2 separate regions of the Homo sapiens genome follow, and region 1 is linked to region 2. A link is a loop called in an ENCODE intact Hi-C map of the cell type or tissue named here. Cell type or tissue: OCI-LY7. All regions are shown on one strand. Each heading gives the region's core, and the rest is flanking DNA. Links, peaks and the distances in the headings are about the cores only.

What was found. Hi-C counts contacts between places; a loop is a spot of excess contacts. Peaks named below come from ENCODE experiments on the same cell type or tissue, not always from the same donor. Only the 100,000 strongest peaks of a DNase experiment are listed, where the experiment ranks them.
Region 1: a loop joins it to region 2, with 8 times the contacts of the local background. A loop is called at or near these places in 1 of 110 quality-filtered maps.

The regions. Positions count from the first base shown.
Region 1 is chr2:11,900,003-11,910,920 of GRCh38, forward strand. No RefSeq gene overlaps it. Among named protein-coding and RNA genes, the nearest start is that of MIR4262, 68 kb to the left of the region's middle. RefSeq lists a silencer at 1,561-1,855 and an enhancer at 4,025-4,154. In OCI-LY7, for the core only: a CTCF peak has its summit at 4,314 (motif pointing left); a DNase peak (open chromatin) is centred at 4,259.
Region 2 is chr2:12,026,790-12,037,707 of GRCh38, forward strand. All of the region lies in intron 2 of MIR3681HG (MIR3681 host gene), which reads left to right. It overlaps LOC124906141 (small nucleolar RNA SNORD18), which reads right to left and starts at 3,583; the gene lies at 3,514-3,583. RefSeq lists an enhancer at 7,826-7,875. In OCI-LY7, for the core only: a CTCF peak has its summit at 5,778; DNase peaks (open chromatin) are centred at 5,252, 5,832, 6,602 and 7,712; H3K4me3 peaks cover 3,134 bases; H3K27ac peaks cover 4,954 bases.

The DNA.
Region 1 (10,918 bases), core at 1,958-6,957, 130 kb before region 2:
GCAGAAATCAGTGTGGTGTCTACAGAGCCGAATATCAGGACAGCTGGATTCTAGTTCTGTTGGGCTATAACCCCTGTGTGACCCTGGGTGGCTTATTTCCCCTCCCTTTCCCTTAATTTTCCTATTTGTAAGATGAGAGATTTGGACTGCATCTTCGAGAGCATTTCCAACTCCTAGCTCTTGCCATGGATGAGCCGACGCTGGCAGATCCTGCTTTCTCTCCAGTGGTTAGCAACTTTCAGAAGCTCCTCGTGGTTAATTGGGAACAATCTTCCTGCTTCAGCTTCTTTCCTCTGCCTAGAACAACTTCTATTCTCCTCCTTCTCTACCAGGAATTCTCTTTTCCATTCTTTAAGACTTGGCTCAGGCCACACTACTTGCAGAAGCCCTCTTTGACCCTGGGGCGAGAGGCTGGGTTCTGTATTAGTTTGTTAGGGCTGCTATAACAAAGTAGCATCCACTGAGGATGTTAAACAGCAGAAGGTTCTGGAGGCCAGAAATCAGAGCTCAAACTGTCAGAGGGATTTGAACAAGAGCGACTCCATCTTGAGTAGGGGCTGGGTAAAATAAGGCTGAGACCTACTGGGCTGCATTCCCAGATGGTTAGGCATTCTAAGTCACAGGATGAGATAGGAGGTCAGCACATGATACAGGTCATAAAGACCTTGCTGATAAAACAGGCTGCAGTAAAGGAGCCAGCTAAAACCCACCAAAACCAAGATGGCCACGAGAGTGACCTCTGGTCATCCTCACTGCTACACTCCCACCAGCGCCGTGGCAGTTTAGAAATGCCGTGGCAGCCTCAGGAAGTTACCCTTTATGGTCTAACAAAAAGGAGGCATGAATAATCCACTCCTTGTTTAGCATATAATCAAGAAATAACCATAAAAATGTGCAACCAGTAGCCCTCAGGGCTGCTTTGCCTATGGAGTAGCCATTCTTTATTCCTTTACTTTCCTAATAAACTTGCTTTCACTTTACGGACTCGCCCTGAATTCTTTCTTGTGTGAGATCCAAGAACCCTCTCTTGGGGTCTGGATTGGGACCCCTTTCCTGTAACAAAGCTGTGGGCGGGGTTGGGTTTTTTCTGGGGCTGTGAGGGAGACTGTTGCAGGCCTCTCTCCCAGCTTGTGGGGCTTTGTTCTTGGCCTACAGAAGCATCACCCAAATCTGTCTCCATCTTCACATGGCTCCTCCCTGTGTGCACATCTGTCTCCCAGCTTCCCCTTTCCACGAGGACACCAGTCATAGTAGGTTAGGACCCATCCTTCTTCAGCATGACCTTGTCTTAACCACTTACTGCCCTATTTCCAAATAATGGCACATGCTGAGCTACACAGGGAGGGGGATTAGGACTTCAACATAGGAGTTTTGGGGGGACACAATTCAGCTCACAACAGGTACCCTTGCTGCGCCCCCTGCACCCCTTCCATGCCAGCTCCATGGCGCTGTGGACCATCTTTCCCAGGGCAGCCTGAGTAGCAGAGGAGGCTGAGCCAGAGCGGAGCCTGGAGAGCGGTGAAGAGTTGTCCACAGGTCTGGACTGTGGGTCCAAGAAACAGCAGCCAAAGGGAGCAAACAGCAGCTCCATATAGACCATATAGATATGAGTTGCAGTTGCTCACATCTGCAACTCACGCACCAGGAGATGAGGGAGGCAGATCGCAGTGGCAGCCCCAAGGCTTGGAGCGGAGACAGGTATGTGTCTGGGGCTGCCTAGAAAGATGGGTGGAGCTACAGAGGAGGTGGGCGTGGTCAGGAGGAGAGGCCCACTCAGGAGACAGGGAAGGCCGCTCAGGCTACGGCTGTCTGGCAAGGATGGTGATTCCTTCTGTCCTGGAGCCCTTTACAGTTTAAACACTCACTCGGTTGGACAATTTCTGTTGGTGTTCAACCCCTGGATGGGCAGGAGTTGTCTTTTGCTTTGACAGCATATTCCAAATTTGTGTAAGTGGACCCTCAGCTGCAGTCCAGGGCTCACCCATTTGGCTTCCTGGATCCCCTTATCTAACGGGACGGAACTCCACAGCCCGGTCTTCCCCTGAGTCCTGGCCGCGTTGCTCTCCCTCGTGTCGCTATCTCCTTGTTTCCTCGAATTTCATTTTGGAAAATTCCCATTGCACAGCCCAGTGGCTGGAGTTTTGGTGAAATTTCTTTGGAGTCTTGTGTTGTGTTTTAAAAATCTATGCAGATTTTTGAATTCTATTCTATTTTTTCAAGTTTGCACTAGTGTAAATGTATTATTTGAAACGACTTGGCTTTGATCTTGGAGGGAGATGGAGCAAGTCGATCCTGGGGCTTGCTGTAGGCCTGCCCACTCCATACATGTGGGTTCCTGGATTTTTTGACTTGCGATTTCAGTTTTTTTACTTTTTTTTTTTTTTTTTTTGACAGAGTCTTGCTCTGTCCCTCAGGCTGGAGTGCAGTGCCATGATCTTGGCTCACTGCAATCTTCGCCTCCTGGGTTCAAGCAGTTCTGTCTCAGCCCCCCAAGTAGTTGGGGCTACAGATGCTCATCACCACACTTGGCTAATTTTTGTACTTTTAGTAGAGGTGGGGTTTCACCATGTTGGCCAGGCTGGTCTTGAACTCCTGACCTCAAGTGATCCACCTGCCTCGGCCTCCCAGAGTGCTAGTATTACAGGCGTGAGCCACCATGCCCAGCCTCTTCCCATATTTGGTCTGGCTGGATACCCTAAAGGGTAATGTCCTTCTCAGCTGCTAGACCCAGGCTCCTGGCCCTCCTTCTCCCCAGTGGCACTCTGAGACCAGCCTCATCCATCTCACCTGTCCTGGCTACCAGGGCAGGGCCAGACATGCCTTTCAGAAAGTGCCCTATCTGATGCCTCATTTTCATTCTTGGACAGAGCATACCCACAGTTCCAGTCCTTCACAACTGAGGTCTTTGGGGCTGGACCCCTGGGGTGCTCTGTCTTGGGGGAACTGTGAGCCACCCTTAAGCTCTTCCATTCCTCTGGCTCCATTTCTTCAAGCCACCAAGACCTTTCCAAAGGGGCCAAGAAGGTATCTCCAACCTAGGCCTCTTCTCCCAGCTGAGGAAAAGGCAGAGAAGTGGAGGATGCTTACCCTGCCCCTGCCTCTGCCATTTCTCCCCAGCTTATGGTCTGATTTTGAGGTAGGAGGCAGGACTCAACTCCGGAAGCAGGGCTTGGACACTGGACCAGATTGAGGATTAGCAAGAAACAGGGCAAGTGTAGAAACAGCTTTCAATCAGACACTCCCACCAATGTGCCATGTCGGTCTATCCTTGCCATGGCAACACCCAGGAGTTACTGCCGCTTTCCCTGGCAATGACCCAGTGACCAAAAAGTTACTTCCCCTTCCCTAGAAATTTCTACATAAACCACCCTTTAATCTGCATGCAATTAAAAGTGGATATACATATGACTGCAAAACTGCCCTGAGCTACTACTCTCCGCCTAACTCTGCTCTGCAGGGGCAGTCATGGGGCTGTAACACACCTCTTCAATAAAGCCATTTTCTTCTACCTTTGGCTTGCCCTTGAATTCTTTCCTGAGCAAAGCCAAGATCCCTCATGGGCTAAGTGCCACTTTCAGACTCACCTGCACTGTGTCAGTTTCACCTCCTCCGTAAGTCTCAAAGAGCCAGTGCTTAGGTGTCTAAGGACTTGGGTTCACATCTTTCTTCCACTTATTAGGTATGGGATCTTGTGGTAGCCTTATAACTGCTATGAACCTCCGTTTCCTTATTTGTAAAATAGGGATATTCAACTCCAGTTGAAAGAGTTAAGTGGGATAACAAATAATAATATGGTTTGGCTCTGTGTCCCCACCCAAATCTCATCTCTAATTGTAATTCCCACGTGTCAGAGGTGGGCCCTGGTGGGAGGTGATCAAATTATGGGAAAGCACTTCCCCCTTGCTGTTCTTGTGATAGTGAGTTCTCACGAGATCTGATGTTTAAAAATGTGGCGCTTTCCTCTTCTCTCTCTCTCTCTCTCCTGCTCCACTATGGTAAGACGTGCCTTGCTTCCCCTTCACCTTCTGCCACGATTGTAAGTTTCTTGAGGCCTCCCCAGCCATGTGGAACTGTGAGGCAGTCTCAGGCAGTTCTTTATGGCAGTGTGATAGCGGTCTAATACAGATGGTAAAGCACGCACCACAGTGCCTGACATACAGCTGGCACCTGGTCAATGGGCATTGTCCTTCTCGGCTCCCTTCCACCTCATTTTGTCTATTTTTCCACTGTTGCACCTGCTGTTCTTTCTGGGGGAGTTCCTTAGTTCCCTTTCTGCATCATCTGCCTGCCTGCCCTCTCTGAGCTCCTCCTAGTGGAGGCCCATGTGCAGGGTGGGGTAAGGGGCCAATGGTGGCCTGTGCTGCAAATGAGGAACCTGGGTCCACAGGGGTGGCTCTGCCGGGGCTGCCCTGGAGACTGGGCTGTCTCCAAATCTTAGCTCACCTGGATCACAGCCACATTTGCAGAGGTGCCTGGTGACAGGTATGTGACCAGGACCATATTTTAAATTAGATCTGGCTGACTTTGCCAGGTTGGTGTCTGAGATGTGAATCTTCTCAGCCTTGCTCATGTCTCATGGGGGACTTACCTTCCTTCCCACTATGTTTTCCTGTAGCCATATGCATGTGGCCACTCACACCAAAATCTTCTAGCTGTTTGTAACCTGTCTCATAAAAATATTAATTTACTTACTTGTTATCTTACACGATTCTCTTTGTTTCCACTTTGGAGCTAGGACCCATATCTGCTTTTCTTGTACATCTTTTCAGCTCCTTGCACATTGCTGAGTTTAGGAAGGATCCTCAAAATACTGTGTCTGCTTTTCAGTCTACAAAAGCAACAGCAGCTAACATCGTCATAGTTTGCCAAACAAGCTCTATGATTTTATTTAATCTTCTCACCGGCCATAAGAGATAGCTATTGTGGTAATGGGAGAACCAAAGTTCAGAGAGACTCAGCAACTTGCCCAGGGTTGCATAGACAGTAGGTTATATCAGGGTAAGTGGGACCACAGGACCCGGATTGAGCAAAGCTGAAGCTACATAGCACAGTCAAGCACATGCTTGGGTTCTGCAGAATTTACTCTTGCTGCTTGGATAGCTCATGGCTTAAGCCTTGTCCTAGTCAAGGGATGTAACCAAAGCGATAAATCTGATCTGTATCCTTAAGATGGCTTAGCTGGTCTTTCATCTCAGACAACAAGGCTCTTTAGGAAATCACCTCCTTATGTTAACTTTAAAAAATGCAGTTCTTGCACTAAATAGCTATTTTCCATTTTTTAAAAATTGCATGAGCACACAGTATTTATCTCATCGAAAATTATGATAAACCCCCTGAATGTTTTATGTTTTTCACGATTCATATGGAACAAATTAAAAATAACTTTCCATAGTATGAATTGCCCCAGAGCATGGTGCAAAGACCCTTCATCCTGCCTGCTCCTGCCAACTTCACCACATCTGCCTCAAATGTCAACACCTGCCATCAGAGAGAGGCTCTGGTGAAAGTGTCCAGTGAAACACCTGGGCTCACATCTGGAGCCTTTGTCTGACAGGCTGCCATGACTTCCAAGGGAGAAGGTGTCATTTATGATATTTTATTCATACGCACATGCAATTGGGAAGATCGGTAATTTTTATTACTGTGTTTAGATTTAAAGTCTGCCTTGTCAGTTGCTTCTATAAGTATTTTAAAAAGGAAAAATGCAAGCCACCAAAGTTTGAGCTTTCATGAGACACGTTGTGCCAGGACAAGTTTGAAAGGCTGTGGATGTCATTGTGTCTGCTGGTTTTGGTCACACTCATCTCTGCTTTAGCATGGCCTGGTCACAGGGCTAAGCAAGTGGTTGGATGTGGATTTCAACTCATGTTTGTTGGACTAGAAGAACTTTTTATTTCCATGCCTCGACTTTGCAAGATTGGCTCTGAGTGACAGCTCTACCATTCTGTAACAGTGACCTGAAGCAAATCACTTAACTTCTCAGTGAAGTGGGACAATGAAAACCAACTTCAGTGAATTACTGTGAAGAGTGAATATACAAGGAACATCTAGTTGTTCAGTAAAGGGAGGCAAGAAGTTAAAATATCAGGTTAATGGATCTGCCAGTGTAGCTCAGGGAAACCTGGGAGGAGTAGGATCTGGTGGCATCTTCCTCTCCTTCTTACATTCCTTTCACACCCCTAAACCAGGGCATACACAAAAGCATGAGGATCAGGTCTGGACTTCTCTGAAGGGACAGCGGGCAGCATTTGCTCTGTGGATACTTTTCCAACACTGAGCAGAGAGGTCAAAAGGAAGGCAATCCTTTTGCTAAGCTCAGAGAGCTGAGATGGCTCAGCCTTAGGGCTGGCCCTCCAGGTGTGGAGAGGAAACTGGGTCTTCTCTCTGGGATCTTTCCTGTATCCTATGGGCCAGAGAGAGTAAAGGTGGTGAGGTACTCTCTCTGGATATCTCTATTCAGAGAGAGTAAAGGTGGTGAGGAGGCCAGGGCAGGAAGTGCTAGGTAGGTCTCAGTGCCCATCTGGCTGGCTGTCTGTCCGTCCATCCATCCATCCATCCATCCATCCATCCATCCATCCTCCTTTCAATATTTTTTTCTTTTTTGAGATGGAGTCTCACTCTGTCGCCCAGGCTGGAGTGCAGTGGCGCGATCTCGGCTCACTGCAAGCTCCGCCTCCTGGGTTCACGCCATTCTCCTGCCTCAGCCTCCCGAGTAGCTAGGACTACAGGCGCCCACCACCACGCCCGGCTAATTTTTTGTATTTTTAGTAGAGATGAGGTTTCACCATGTTAGCCAGGATGGTTTCGATCTCCTAACCTCGTGATCCGCCCGCCTCAGCCTCCCAAAGTGCTGAGATTACAGGCGTGAGCCACCGCGCCCGGCCCTTCCTTTCAATATTTATTGAAGCCTGTTTGGTGTTAGGCACTGGATTTAGGGCTGAGAATATAGACATGATTCTCAAAGTTCAGTGTCCTCCAAGACTATCCCAACACTGCCTCTTTCAAATAATTCTGGTTAATCTCTTTCACATAATTTTTCATGATCTGAAATTATATTATGTATTTTATGTGCATGTCTTCTCCACTGGAATATCAGCTCCTTCAGAGCAGGGACCTTGTTTGTCTTGTTCACGGGTCTGTCCCCATTGGCCCCCATAGTTTCTGGCATATACTGACTGAACAAGCTGACTTCAGAAGGATGAAGGGTACGACAAAGCCCGAGGAGTTCAGAAACCTTAACATAAAAGTCATGAGGGGAAGGAGTTCTCCCAGAGGAGGGGTGTGTAGTGTTCTGATAATTGCACTGGCAGCAGCTCAGAGACAAGCTGCTGGTTTTGTAATTGTGAAAGATTTTGCCCTGTCCATACCTTCTTCCCTGTAACTGTGCAGGGTCTTCCTGTTCTGGTTTTTGGCTTGGCCGTGTAGCTGGCTTTGGCCAGCGGGAAGTTAGCAAACAGGATGCAAAGAGGAACTAGAAAAGTCCTTGCTTTGTTGGGCTTCCTGCTCCTGTGCTACATTATCACCATGAGAACAAACCTGGGCTAGTTCATTAAAGGACGAAGGATAAGCACAGCTGAGCTGCCTCGGATGCTCCAACCAGGCCATCCCAGATCAGCCAGCACCTAGCCAACCCAAACATAATATGAGTGAGCCCAGCCTGAATCTCCAATCCCTCAGACTTGTGAGCTAAACAAATGTTTTTTGTTGTATGCTACTGAAGTTTGGAGGTATTTGTTATGTAGCGTTATTGTGGCAACTGATGATCAATACAGGAACCTTCTATGGGGGCTGGCTATATGCATGCCTTCTATTGGCCTCAACTAAAGTGATAGTAATGCTAATCATTAATTACTATTTATTGAATACCTACAGACTGGCCCAGGCACTGTTTAAAGACAGTCTGTGTTTTATTTCTAATCCTCACAATAAACTTTTAAGGTTGGCAAAATGACAATGACCACCCTCATTTCTGCTACTTAATAAGCCACATATACAAGTGGTTATGGCCGCAGATACTGAATTCAGATTGCCCGGGTTCAAATCTGAGTACATTTTCTCCATTGTTTTGTGACCTTGGGCAGGAGAGACAGTATCCTTCACCTTTGTGCCCTTTGGTTTCCTCATATGTAAAATGGGATAATAACAACATCTATTTCATTGAGTTGCCTTGAGGATTGGCTCATTAATTACTGTTTGACACACAGGTGCTTAAGGCAGTGCCCTGGGCACAGTGCTCATAAATGCTGCCCTGATTATTGGTGTCCTCAGGCAATAGGCCCAGGGCTAAGCATTTCCTACATATGATTTCACTGCATTCTCACAGAAACCCAGGAGAAAGAACTTGTTATCTCCATTTTATTGAAGAGGAAACTGAGGGTAGAGGGGATTATACTCGAGACCACCAGCTAAAAAGTAGTGAGTAGGCTGGGTGCAGTGGCTCACACCTATAATCCCAGCACTTTGGGAGGCCAAGGCGGGTGGATCACCTGAGGTCAGGAGTTCAAGACCAGCTTGGCCAACATGGTGAGATCCTCTCTACTAAAAATACAAAATTAGCCAGGAATGGTGGCAGGCACCTGTAATCCCAGCTACTGGGAAGGCTGAGGCAGGGAAATCTGTTGAACCTGGGAGGCAGAGGTTGCAGTGAGCCGAGATTCCCACTACTGCACTCCACCCTGGGCGACAGAGTGAGACTTCATCTCGGGGAAAAAAGAACAATACAGTGAGTAAACCAGAATAAAATTTAGAGGCTGACCTTGCTTCCCTAGCCACTGCCTCTCCTTGGTCCCAGCCAGTTTTCCTTCCCTCTGCCTGGGAAGGATGGGCAGTGCAGACGGTGATGCTGTCAGGCTCTGCGCTGGAGGCTGCTTTCCCTTGGCTGGTCCCACCTGTCCCCTTCTAGAGGAGGCCTCTAAGGACATGTGTGGGAGGGGATGTGGACCTTGGTGCAAACTCTTGTCTATCCCCAGAGATAGGAGCCCTGCAACAGCTCCCAACCTGCAGCCCCTTTTCTGCGTCCATTCCCATGGCTCTGTAATGAGGATTGTCTCTTCACTGCCTTCCCTACACGGTTACAGGGGACTCAGGACACAGAGCGCTGGTCAGATCTTTCTGAGCTCCAAGCCCTGTCCTGTCCTTGGGTTTCAGCCCTGGCCCTAAGCCCACCTGCAGATGGAAACCGGGTACCTTCCAGGATAGGGGATGAGGGGGACAGAGGGCAGCCCCTGAATGGGCATCCCTGCTGGCCTGCCTGGGGTGTGTCTCTCCCTCCGCTGCACCCTCAGGACTCCCGCGGCACTGGTCACAGGGTAATGTGGTGGCCTCTGTGCACTGCATGCTGTGGGTGCTGTGGTGCAGTGTTTGAGTGTGGTTCTAGCGTCTTGGTTTTTGTCTTTTGGTATAGTCACAGAAACATTTCTGAGTGAATATGTGCCAATGTTTTAACATTTAGGGATGGGATTAGTATGGGGGGGAGCATCGACCTTTACTTCACACTCTTGTTTTGTAATAAGTTGTCTCCCCCTTGGGAACAAGAGTCCCTGGAGGTCAAGGACTAAATCCTGTCCCTCTTTGGGTCCTCAGACCAACCCTGGCATATAGCAAGCACCCAGGGAATGTTTGCCGGATGAGCTACTGCATGGACATTCATGGACAGAACTCTTCCTTTATTCTCTGTGACCGAGTCTTCCTCATGCTTCCTGTCCGGTGGCTGAGCCTCTGAACTTCCGCAGTAGCTGGTGTGTCTGCCTGTGAGTTGCCTGGAGCACCACTGTCTCCACTTGGACCACCACATGGCCCTATAGCTCACCAGAGCTGCCAGCTGCCACCCACCCATGCATGGGGTTCTCTGCAAGCCACGGTGTTCATCACTTGGTCTTGCTATGTGCTATCTCCGGGGGTCCTCCCTGGCAGGGCAAAAGGAGGCCTGGCAAACCTCTCCTGGGAAGAAGGACAAAGAGGCGGCGTTCACTGGTAGACCATGACCTTCCAGATCTGAAGAGCGTTGTTCCTAGACACCAGGCCTGCAACCATGTAGGCCATTAGATCCCAGAATCTCAGGTCTGGGACTCACTTACCCCATCTCCTTGTTGGCACCAGTGGTATGACTCTTCCAATGCAAACAACCTGGAATTTCCTCTTCAGAGGCGATGGGGAAGCAAGGTATCCGGGAAGAACTTGACTGCTTCACAGCTGAGCAGGGGGAGGGTGGGGATGGTCCTGGGGGAAGAGGTTCCTCAGGGAACACTGTGGGTGGTGCCAGTTTCTGTGAGGAAAGAGAATCAGTAGAGGCCTCCTGGGGCCTGGAGCTGAGAAGAAACCCATAGTGTGAGAACCAGCCAAGGCCCCAGAAAGGATCCTGGGGCACAGCAGAGAGAAAGTGGTCTCAAAACACATGTCCTGGAATGAGAACATCCTCTTCCCACCTGCCCATCTTTACCTTTGTGTCCCATGAACAAAATCCAGAGGCATGGGATGGATTCTGCTCTCCCACACACAGGTGGCTTCCCCATGATCTGGCCCTTTCCCTGGAAGATGAGCATTGCGGTGCAGCCCCTTTAGCTGGAGGCAGAGTGGCCCTTGGCAGCTCTTGAGCCCCTGGGAACTTTTGCTCCCTCATCCATCCATATACAGGCATGGTCTGGACTGTGAGGAATGATATGTGTGAGGCCCAAACAGTGGGGTTTATGTCTTGGTTTCCAGGCAGGCTATCATTTATGGAATAATGGGCAATAAAGAAGTGGAGAGAGAAAATGGAATCATAGTGTGATAGGATGTTCTCAGGGGAGACTGTGTGCCCTGCCTCTCACAGATATTGAAAATGGGGCCGTGATCAATGGCAGCAACATTGCCACACTGATATGTGGGTGACCCCTGGCTGGCTGGGGTCACTGGAGCTGTCAAGATGGACTTGAGCTCA
Region 2 (10,918 bases), core at 3,331-8,330:
AAATACAAGGGCTTTACATGTGCGTTACTCATTATAGCAGCCATTACAAGCATATTCTGAATCTGACATCTAAGCAACATTTTGACATCTACGACCTGCAGAGTTGAGAGGCACCAAAGAGACCATTTCACTTCACAGGTGGTAAAACTGTGGCCCAGGTAATGTGCGTAAACTGTTGAGGATTTCATGGTTTGAACTGGAACTTCTGTCTATTAGATTGAGTGGTATCAAATTTTATTTGGAAGATGAATATTGATATCTTACTCTGCTCTGGGCTTATTTAAATTCATATTAAGAAAAAATTAAAATAAGCCATATGTCATGGCACACCAACAGAGAAATATCAGTTTTCTATTAATAATGTTTACATTTTATAATGTATCAAGGTTTTCCAAGTGTTTTCTAAGCGAGCTCAATATTGGAAAGACAGATATCACTTTTAGAGAGAAGGAAACAGATGTCCAGAGTCACCAAGTGACTTGGCCGAGGCCTCACCATTTAGGAAACAGTGAGAGCCAAGTTCCACACCTGTGTGGTGACTTATTCTCTGGTCCACTGCACAGATGCCTGGGACAAACCTCACCAGGTTCTTCCTTTCAAACCTGATGTTTTTTCCTGGATGATGAAGCATTTTGTCTACAGGTCTGTATATGTGGAAGAGAGAAAGGTGATTTTTTTTTCCTTAAGTCATTCTCAGAGCTTTTATCTCTCTAGCAGTTTCTGACCTTCACCTCCCTTCTTCTTCTCACTCATTTTCCTTTCTTATCACATATTAGCTCTAGCGTTTTCAGTTTTTATCAATACATTTTGTAGATTTTTATAGACTAGTACAGAAGTTGCCAAACTATGGCCCACCGCTTGTTTTTTAAAATAAAGCTGAAGTAAATAACAACGTCATTGAGATACGATTTATGTGCCAAAAAATTCGCCCTTGTAAAGTATACAATTTAGAGGTTTTTAGTATATTTAGAGATTTGTGCAATCATGACCACTGTAAGACAGTTCCATCACCTGGAAAGAAATCCTATATGCATTGAGTCACTCCCTATTATCCCAGGCCCCACCTAACCCTAAGCAACCACAAATCTGCTTTCTGACTCTATGAAACTGCCTATTCTGAACATTTCAAATAAATGGAATTATACAAGATATAGTCTCTTGTGACCAGTTTCTGTTAGGTAGCATGATGCTTTCAGGGTTCATCCATGTTGTGGCACTCATTGGTACTCCATTTCTTTTTATACTGCTTAAAAGTCCACTGTGTGGACATACCACGTTTTGTTTACATATTCATCTGTTGATGGACCCTTGGGTTTTTTCCATCTTTTGACTATTATGAATAATGTTGCTATGAACATTCATGTACAAATTTTTAGGAGGGCATGTGTTTTCATTTGTCCTGGATATATACCTAGCAGTGGAATTATTGGTTCATATGGTAACTCTGTCTGATATTTTGAGGAATTGCCAAACTTATTTTTCAAAGTAACTCTACCATTTTACAATCCACCCAGCAATGAAATGAGTGTTCCCATTTCTCTACATCTTTGCCAAAACGTGTTATTTTTCATTTTGCTTTACAATACTTTTGGGAACTGGTATTTTGTCCGTCTTCTTTATTTTCATCATTTTAGTGGGTGTAAAGTGTATATCATTGTATTTTTTATTTGAATTTTTCTATTGGCTAAGGATGATGAGCGTTTTTTCATGTGCTTATTGGTCATTTATGTATCTTCTTTAAACAGATGTCTATTTAAATCCTTTGCCCTTTAAAAAATTGGGTTGTCTTTTTGTTGCATTCTATGAGATTGTATATATATATGTATATACACACACACACATACATACACACACACACACACACACACACACACACACACACACACACATATATATGGATATTCAGGAACCAAATCCCTTATTAATGTGATTTGCAAGTAATTTTTCCCATTCTATGGGTTATATGTTCACTTTATGATGATGTTCTTTGAAACCCCAAAGTTTTGAATTTTTGTGAACTCCAATTTATCTATTTTTTTCCCTTTATCACTTGTGCTCCTGGTGTCATATATGGATTGAAACCATTGCCTAACCCAAAGCCACAAAGAGTTACTCTTATATTTTCTTCTATAAGTTTAATAATCTTAGCGTTTATATTTAGGTATATGATCCATTTTGAGTTGATTTTTTATACCTGTGAAGTAGTGGTCCAACTTCATGTTTTACATATTGTTTGTTTGTTTGTTTGAGATGGAGTCTCCCTCTGTTTTCCAGGCTGGAGTGCAGTGGCATGATCTCGGCTCACTGCAACCTCTGCCTCCGGGGTTCAAACGATTCTCCCAAGTAGCTGGGACTACAGGTGCTTGCCACCATGCCTGGCTAATTTTTTGTATATTTAGTAGAGACGGGGTTTCACCGTGTTAGCCAGGATGGTCTCGATCTCCAGATCTCGTGATCCATCCACCTCGGCCTTCCAAAGTGCTGGGATTACAGGTGTGAGCCACCATGCCTGGCCACATATTGTTTTAAAACAACAATTTTGTAAAACATCCAGTTGTCCCAATGCCATTTGTTGAAAATACAGTTTTTGCCTCCGTTGAATTATCTTGTCATGCTTGTTGAAAATCAATTGATATAAGTATTATTCCCTTCCATTTTAATAGCTGGCCTTAACATTCCCATTCATGATCTTATATTTATCCCATTGAAGGCAATACCGCTGGCTCACCCTTGTATAAACAGATCAAAGAGAGCCTGTCTAAAAGTTTCAGTGTATTTATTTTTAAACTTGGAGAAGGGAAAGTCTTTCTAGGCAGCATAGAAAACCCAGAAGCTATAAAAGAAAAGATATACACATATGACTATATACAAATTTTGCATTTCTGTTTGGCACAGAAGAGTTCAAACAAAGGAAGACAAACAAATCTGGGGAATGGATCTGCAACAAATACGACAAATGAAAGGCTAATTTTCTTCATCTTTAAAAAGCCCACCAATAAGACATTTATAAATTAATAGAAAACCCAATAAAGAAATATGAACAAGTACATTTAAAAGGTGTTCAATATATCTCTTAGTTAACGCGATGCAAATAAAAATTATGAATCACCGTGTTTTTTCCTTAGGAAGGTAAACATTAAAACACTGGCTCATGGGAAGTGCTGCTAGTGACTGGCTGATGGGGTGGAGAACATCTATTCTCACAAATTATGGGGGTGCAAGTTGTTGCTACTATTATGGATTGTAATTTGCCAATGTTTGTTAAAATACAAATTGCTCATATTTTGATCTACAAATTTCATTGCTATGAATACTTGCTAGAATGAAGAAAAAAAAAACAAAAGGAAAACAAGCTTGGAAGCAGTCTAAATGTTTAATCAGGAATATTAAACAGTCATCAGGTAGCTTCATGTATCTTAATATGGAAAAATCTCTAAAAATATTTTCAGGGGAAGATTTAAAATACTGTAAATTTGGACATCATATGGACCAAATTGTATAATCTCCCCCCCACAAATCAGAACTTCCACAACATCATGTGTTTCAGAAACACAGACCATGAAGTGAAATCTCATCATACACACATTTTAAAAATGTAAATATAAAATAAAATGTGTAAAAACACAATGTAAAGGTAAACATGCCAAGTGAAAATTAAAAATTATAAATGCATTCGTATGTGTCAGCATAACATTAAGTCTAAGCATAGTGTGTATTGTTGCTGTTCTTAAAAGGATGCATTAAGTATCTGATGATAGTGATTATTGTTTGGGGGAGGGACCAAGAATGGAAAGATGTATGTACTTTTCATTTTATAACATTGCACACCACTGAGCAGCCTCATCCAGTGCAGGGTATTATTTTTAACCTTAAAAAATAGGGTCAACTGGGGCCAGGAGCGGTAGCTCACGCCTGTAATCCCAGAACTTTGGGAGGCCAAGGCGGGTGGATCGCGAGGTCAGGAGATCGAGACCATCCTGGCTAACGTGGTGAAACCCCGTCTCTATTAAAAATACAAAAAATTAGCTGGGTGTGGTGGCAGGCGCCTGTAGTCCCAGCTACTTGGGAGGCTGAGGAAGGAGAATGGTGTGAACCTGGGAGGCGGAGCTTGCAGTGAGCCAAGCTCGTGCCACTGCACTCCAGCCTGGGTGACAGAGCGAGACTCCATCTCAAAAAAAAAAAAAAAAAAAAAAAAAAAGATCACTTGGGATTATTTGAGTGGTGGGATGATAAGCCAAAATTTTCCGGCTTTCTAGATCTCTGTATTAAAAACAAGTTATAGTTGTTTTTTTAAATTAACATTCTTAAAATACCTACCAGTTGTAGTTTACTAACTGCAGTCAAATTTCTAAAGCTTGTTAGGTGATGGGGCTGCTAGAAGCCATGTGCTTATGAGACAATGCATTCAATGTTGACATTCATCATCTGCTTCTTTTTAAATAATTTTGGTAAACTATTCCTAACATAAAATTTACAACTTAACCATTTTTAAGTGTGCCGCTCAGCGGCATTAGGTACATTTACATTGTTGTGCAACCATCATCATCCATCTCCACAAGTCTTTTCATCATCCCAGACTGATACCCTGTCCCCATTTAATAATAGTTCCTCATTCTTCACTCCGACTCCTGGCAACCACCATTCTGCTCTTCGTGTCTATGAATTTGGCGGCTCTAGGTACCTCACGTAAGTGCAATCATGCCATATTTGTCCTTCTGGGACTGGTTTACTCCACTTAAGATAATGTCCTCAAGGTTCATCTGTATTGTGGTGTGTCAGAATTTCTTTCCCTTTGGAGACTGAATAATATTCCACTGATGTATGTGGCACATTTTGTTTCTCTGTTGATCCACCGATGAACACTTGGGTTGCTTCCACCTGTTGGCTATCGTGAATAATTCCGCCGTGCATATGAATGCATAAGTGTCTGTGTGAGACCCTGCTTTCAGTTCTTTTGGAAATATGCCCAGAAGTGGAATTTCTGGATCATGTGGAAATTCTGTATTTAATCTTTTGAGGAACCGCCATACTGCTTTCCACAATGGCTGCACCGTTTAACTCTCCTACCAGCAATGCACAAGAGTCCCAGCTTCTCCACATCCTTGCCAATGGTTATTTTATGTATGTGTCTGTGTGTGTGTGTGCGTTTTCTGATAGTGACCATTCACATGAGTGCAAGGTGATATCTCATTGTGGTTTTTATTTGCATTTTTATCTGCTCATTCTTACAGCAAACATTCACTGCCAGCACACAGGTGCCAAGACCTGGGACACGCACTAGTGCCCAGAGGGGCCCTGCTGTCATCGCCCTCAGAGTGGGGTGGGGGTACTGATAACCAAATGCAAGCTGGCATTACCCCTCCTGGCAGGCAGTGAGGGGTAGCCTGCACGTGGCACTGTGGGGACCCTGGGGTGGTGTGATGCTGGCTTGCTTGGTCATCTCCAGGACTTCCTAGTAGGCTAGAGACAGTGAGTTCCAAACACTTAGGAAAAAATTATAGAATAACACTTAACAAAAAATTATAGAATAACACATAACAGTGAGAAATTTCTACTCGTTTACTTATTGTTCTCCCTGCAAGCTGGGAAAAGACAAGCATTCTTTGATTTTGCTGTTAGAACGTGGGGTTCCTTGGAACAAGTTCCAAGCACCACAGGCTTAAATGAAACATGTATTTCCACAGAGATGAAAGAAAAGGGAGGGTAAGATATCTCCTATGCAATTGCTTTGTATGCAGCCCAGGCTGTGAGGAGGAACAGTTTAGGCAACAGCAACACCACCCCCTGGCATTTGCAGAGGGCATTTAACTCTTCAAAGCACTGCCTCATAACCAAAGGAGGTGGCGTCCATGCGGAGAAAAGGTTATCACTTTTTTTTTTCTTGGCCTATAATTACTCATGTGCTTCATGCACCTGGTGGAAATTATATTTAACAGTACATGCAAATGCTTATTTCCTGAATGAATTTACATTTTCTTAGCTACTTTCTACTGTTCCCTTAATGTGGGCTTTATTAACCAGTTTTTATGCATTTTTGTTGATGTTAGCTTCTTGGCTAGTAACATTCTCATTTGGAGCTATCTTGGAGGTAGGACATAAAATGTATATGTGTTTATAAGTATAACATTCTTGAAAAATCAGTTATTAAAAAACAAAACAAAAAAGATTTTATAGCCAGAGTAGTGGAAGTCTAAGCTTCCACTACTTTCTTTTTAATGTCATTGGTTGATAGGTATTATACAAGTAATTGCTACCTTTAAAAAATTGATGAGGTTTAGTGTTTACTCCTGCTGAGTGAATTTTTTTCAGGATACCAAGCATTCTTTCTGTACTCTGAGTCATAGGTCAAAAAGTGGCTCTTAGATTCATGTATTTACTCTTTCTGAAAGCTTCTGCCTCCATTGTGGCATTGTAAAAGTGTCCTGGCTTTTTTAGGGGGAAAGGGAATGGGTGTGATGCTTTCTTTCTGGAAGCTTCTGCCTCCATTGTGGCATTGTAAAAGTGTCCTCGTTTTTTTAGGGGGAAAGGGAATGGGGTGTGATGCCTTATAGGTGAAAAGATTTCTCTTATTCCGTCAAGACACAGGAGGTCTCAGAATGGTGCGAGTTTTGGCAGCCTGACTGGTTTCTTCAGGCCATGGGAGGAAGATAGAGCAGCAATGTTCAGGGACCTGATGTGCTCAGAGAGGCTCCCAGAGCACTGCGTCCACTGCAGGATCTTTTTGGTTTTTGATTCATTCAAGAAATATGAATTTATTATCTCTATTACGGGTTGACTTCTGTCCCAACAAAAGTATGCTGGAGTCCTAGCCCCAGGTGCCTGTGAATGTGACCTGATTTAGAAATTGGGTCTTTGCAAGTATAATGAAATTAAGATGATGTCATATGAAATCAGGATGAGCCCTAATTCCATATGACCGCTGCCCCTCTAAGAAGAAGAGGAAAGACATAAACCCAGACTCAGAGAGGACATCACGTGAAGATGGAGGGAGAGGTGGGAGTGACGTGTCCATGAGCTAAGGAGCATCAGGGACTTGTGGTAAATCCCCAGAAGCCAGGAGAGAGGCAGGACGTGGATTCTCCCTCAAAGCCCGCAGTAGTAACCAAGCCTAAGACACCTGGGTTTTAGGCTTCTAACTTCCAGGACTGAGAGAGAATAAATGTCTGCTGTGTATTGCCATCAGGTCTATGGTGATTTGCTATGGTAGCCCCAGGAAACTCAGACAATGTCCAATATCCCAGATGCCACTTGGCACTGAGAAGCGTTAGGTAAAGGGGACAGTGTCTTTGCCCTGAAGAGGTAACACCAATGGAGGAACACACCCATGGAATGGGGGCAGTGGGTCCCATGTGGAGGATGGTAGGCTTTGGAGTCAGACCGAAGCAACTTCCAGTTGGGAGCTGATTTTCTTAAACTTTTTGGAGTTTGGGGTTTTTCCTTTTTACAGTGCAGGGCACCAGTGTCCTTCTCATGGGATTCCTGGTGGAAGGGTGAACACAGGTGTGGAGCTGAATGAGTTTGACCAGGGCCCAGCCTGCCGAAGGCCCCCAGCTAACACTTGCTATGGAAGGCCTGGACACACCGTCCTCACTCAGGTCATCCATTTAGAGTCAGTCTCTGCTCTTTCAAATTCACTTTGGTAGTTTTTGTCCTTGCATGGTGTTTATTTAAGGAACCATTCGGTTGGTTGAAACCTCACAGCATTTAGGTTTTGGCTCAATGCATTGGAACAATCTAGAAGGTATTTATAGCTAAAAACGTTTGTGCACCCCAAACCACATTATTTTACATCTCCTAACACTTGAACGAGCTCTGGTTTGGTTTGGATCTTTAAACCTTCTTGTGGTGTGGAGGAGAGTGAATTTTCCAACATCCCTCTCTCATCTCTGTAAATATCTTGGTCCCACCCCATCCAGTCGTCCCAAGCTGCGGTCTTCATCAGGTGACGCACAGGCAGCCCGATTATAATAACGTGGGCAGATGCTGTGTGAGGAGCCTTGATGGCCATTATTGGCAGATATTGGGCAAGACACTTTAATAGCTCACAACCTGCCTTTGTCTGGACTCACTTCAAGTCCTTTAACAGACACCTTCTATGGACAAAAATTGGTTTTCATTTTTGGGTCTTGGCAAGACAGAAACACAGAAAAACACATTTCTTCTGTTTCTTCTATACACCTGTGTAGGAACAAGCCAGGATTTATGAAGTTTGTCCTTTTTGAAAAACTCATTTTATTCCTAGCCAATATCATGACCTTAATGTGCATTCCAGCAATATCTCCAAAGGCAGCAGAGGGAGTGGGCCACGGAGGCATCAGTGCTGCCTCGTCGGGGACTGAAATCAGGCCGGAGCAGACAGTGGAGAAGGAAATATTTGGAGAAATAAGAACTGTGTTTTTATTCTTTTGTTGCCAGAAAGCCAAAACCGAAGCTGGAATTTTGTGGTTCCAGCACTTTTTGTGCCTCCCAGTCATTTTTCACAGATGGTTCTGGTTTAAGGAGAAGGCACTTTATCCACCAGAGGGAACGAGGCCCAGCGAATGTGCCCAAGCTGCCCATTCTCGTGCCTTGGTTTACTCTGCAGCTGGAGAAGATGAGAGCTCAGAGAAGATGGCTCAAAAGCCACCAATTAGGATGCAAAAAGGGAGCGATAAAATTACTCTGCAACAATGAAACTTGAACTTTCCTTTACATGATGTCACCTTGGGAGCACCAACTGCAGAGTCAGTCACGTGCTTCCTGGAGCCCACCTCCTACAAAGCTGAAGCTCACGTTTGGGCAGTTCTCAGTTTGCTTCTTTCTTTTCATTTGCTTCTGAGCAGCTTGGTGCCTTGCCATGCATCAAGACTTTAAGATAAAAGGGGCATAGCAAAGGTGGAGGTGGCATCACCTCTTCTCTTCACTGCTGAGTGGGTGAAGCCTTTCCTGACCACGTGTCTCTTCAGCAGCCCCTTGTCACACCCAGTCTTTGGCCCCTTCTCACCCCTCATCACCTCTCCTTGAAATCTCCCACCTTCCTACCAAGTGAGGTGGCTGGGTGTGTCAGGAAAGCTGGGCTGCCCCTCGTACATCATTGCAGCTCCCCTTTCCCCACCAACCCAGCACTGTGGAAGGAAGCCCACGTCTTTCTCAGCATACTCCTCTGCGACGCCTGGGCCATTTTCTTTGTCTTGTGTATACTGACTTGTTGGCTTTATTAGCAAGTTTCTCCTCCCTTTTCAGCATCCAGCACAGTTGTCCCCTCCTCTAGGAGGGCCTTTTCTTTCATTCCTCATAGGGTTGACACCATTTCTTTATGACAGCTCTTAACACTTTTAGGTTCTAGTTATTCACTAAAGTTTGGACTGTGGATTTCACTCCAGGGAAAGCATGCTACTTAGTGCTGCATTCTCAATGGCTAGTCATATGTGGTGCATAAAAAGGAGTCAATAGCTGGTTCTTACAGCCTTATAGATAAACTTACAGATTAGAGACTTTCCTCTGACATATCCAATTATCTATGTGGCTTTAACTTTCAGGCATGTGTCACCTGACCTAGTGCAGCATATCTCATTGAGTTTAAAATTGAGAAAAAATGGCATAGGTTCCACTTATACAGTGATTTGCAATTCACATACTTTCATGAAAGCTTTGATTTGGGGCCTTATCCATGGGAAACAGGAAGGGCATACACTCAATCCAGGAAATGAATATTGTCATCCCCATTTTACAGATGAGAAAACTGAGACTCACAGCAGTTTGTTGATTTATTCCTAGTTACAAAGAGAGTAAATTCAGAGCTGGGTCTTGTACCCGGGCCATCTGAATCCCAGCTCAAAATTTTTTAACAACATTGTATTGTTGTTGTTACAAAAGCATAACAATCATTTTGTGGGTTTTATAAAATAAAAGAAAACCACAACCCTCCATGATAACAACCATAACAAAGCCCTTGAACACTTCGGGGCAGATGCTATCTATATTTACGGGTGTAGCGTGTGCTGAAATGCCACTGGTGTGTGAGCAATACCCAAAGCCCGGGCACACAGGACCGGCTGTGTTGGGCAAACATCGTCACAGCTCATCGAACTCAAAGATTTGCAAACATAAAACATTTTCCAAGACTTGTCTCCACGAATGAGTGAGCCAAGCCCCTGGGGTGTGGCTATGTTACTCCATCAAAACAAACCCCAAAGCAGACCTTGGTGGGGTTTCAGGTCTTCTATTTGGGAATAAAGGTATGATTCATAATTATTTGGTCCAGGTGTGCAAGTGCAGGCCAGACCTTCCTTCAGAGCCAAGCTGGGCTGATGGACTCTAGCATTCCTCTTCTACAGGCCCTTATAGTGCCATTTCCAGGTTCGCTTTGGGCAGAGATGCAGGGGAGGCTATAAAAGCCAAATTCGCCATTCAGATGGTCTGTGGTTTATTAAGTGGGTTTAGATGACGTCTCAATACTTATGGGTGAGATCTTTTGGATCCTTAGGTTACCCCAGGTACTTAGGTCAAAGGCGATCTTGGCCCTCTGTGGGTCCTTTAAAATAAGGCTCAGGGAGGGTCACTCTATGTCTAATTGAGCCAGTGAACCCAAAGCAACATGTTTGCGTTGGAGAAACTCATCAGCAGCACCTGTACCTGGTCCCTACTCATGTCTGGGCTGCCCAGTTCTCCTCTCCCCTTTCCCCAGCTCAGGCCCTATCAGTTTCCTCCTTCCTTCTTGAACCATGTCATGTGACTTCTCCTTGAACAAACCCCAATGGCTGGCCCAGCTCCCTGACTCTACCCTGCCTCTTAAAATATCAGCTGAGCTGAATGATCTAAGCACAGCCCCAGACTCAATTTATCCTGGTCATACCTGAGAGCCATAACCTTGCCCCAAACCCTCTCCACGTAGGGAGACAGCAGAACATGGAGGGCAGAGTCCCATCCTGGGGACAGA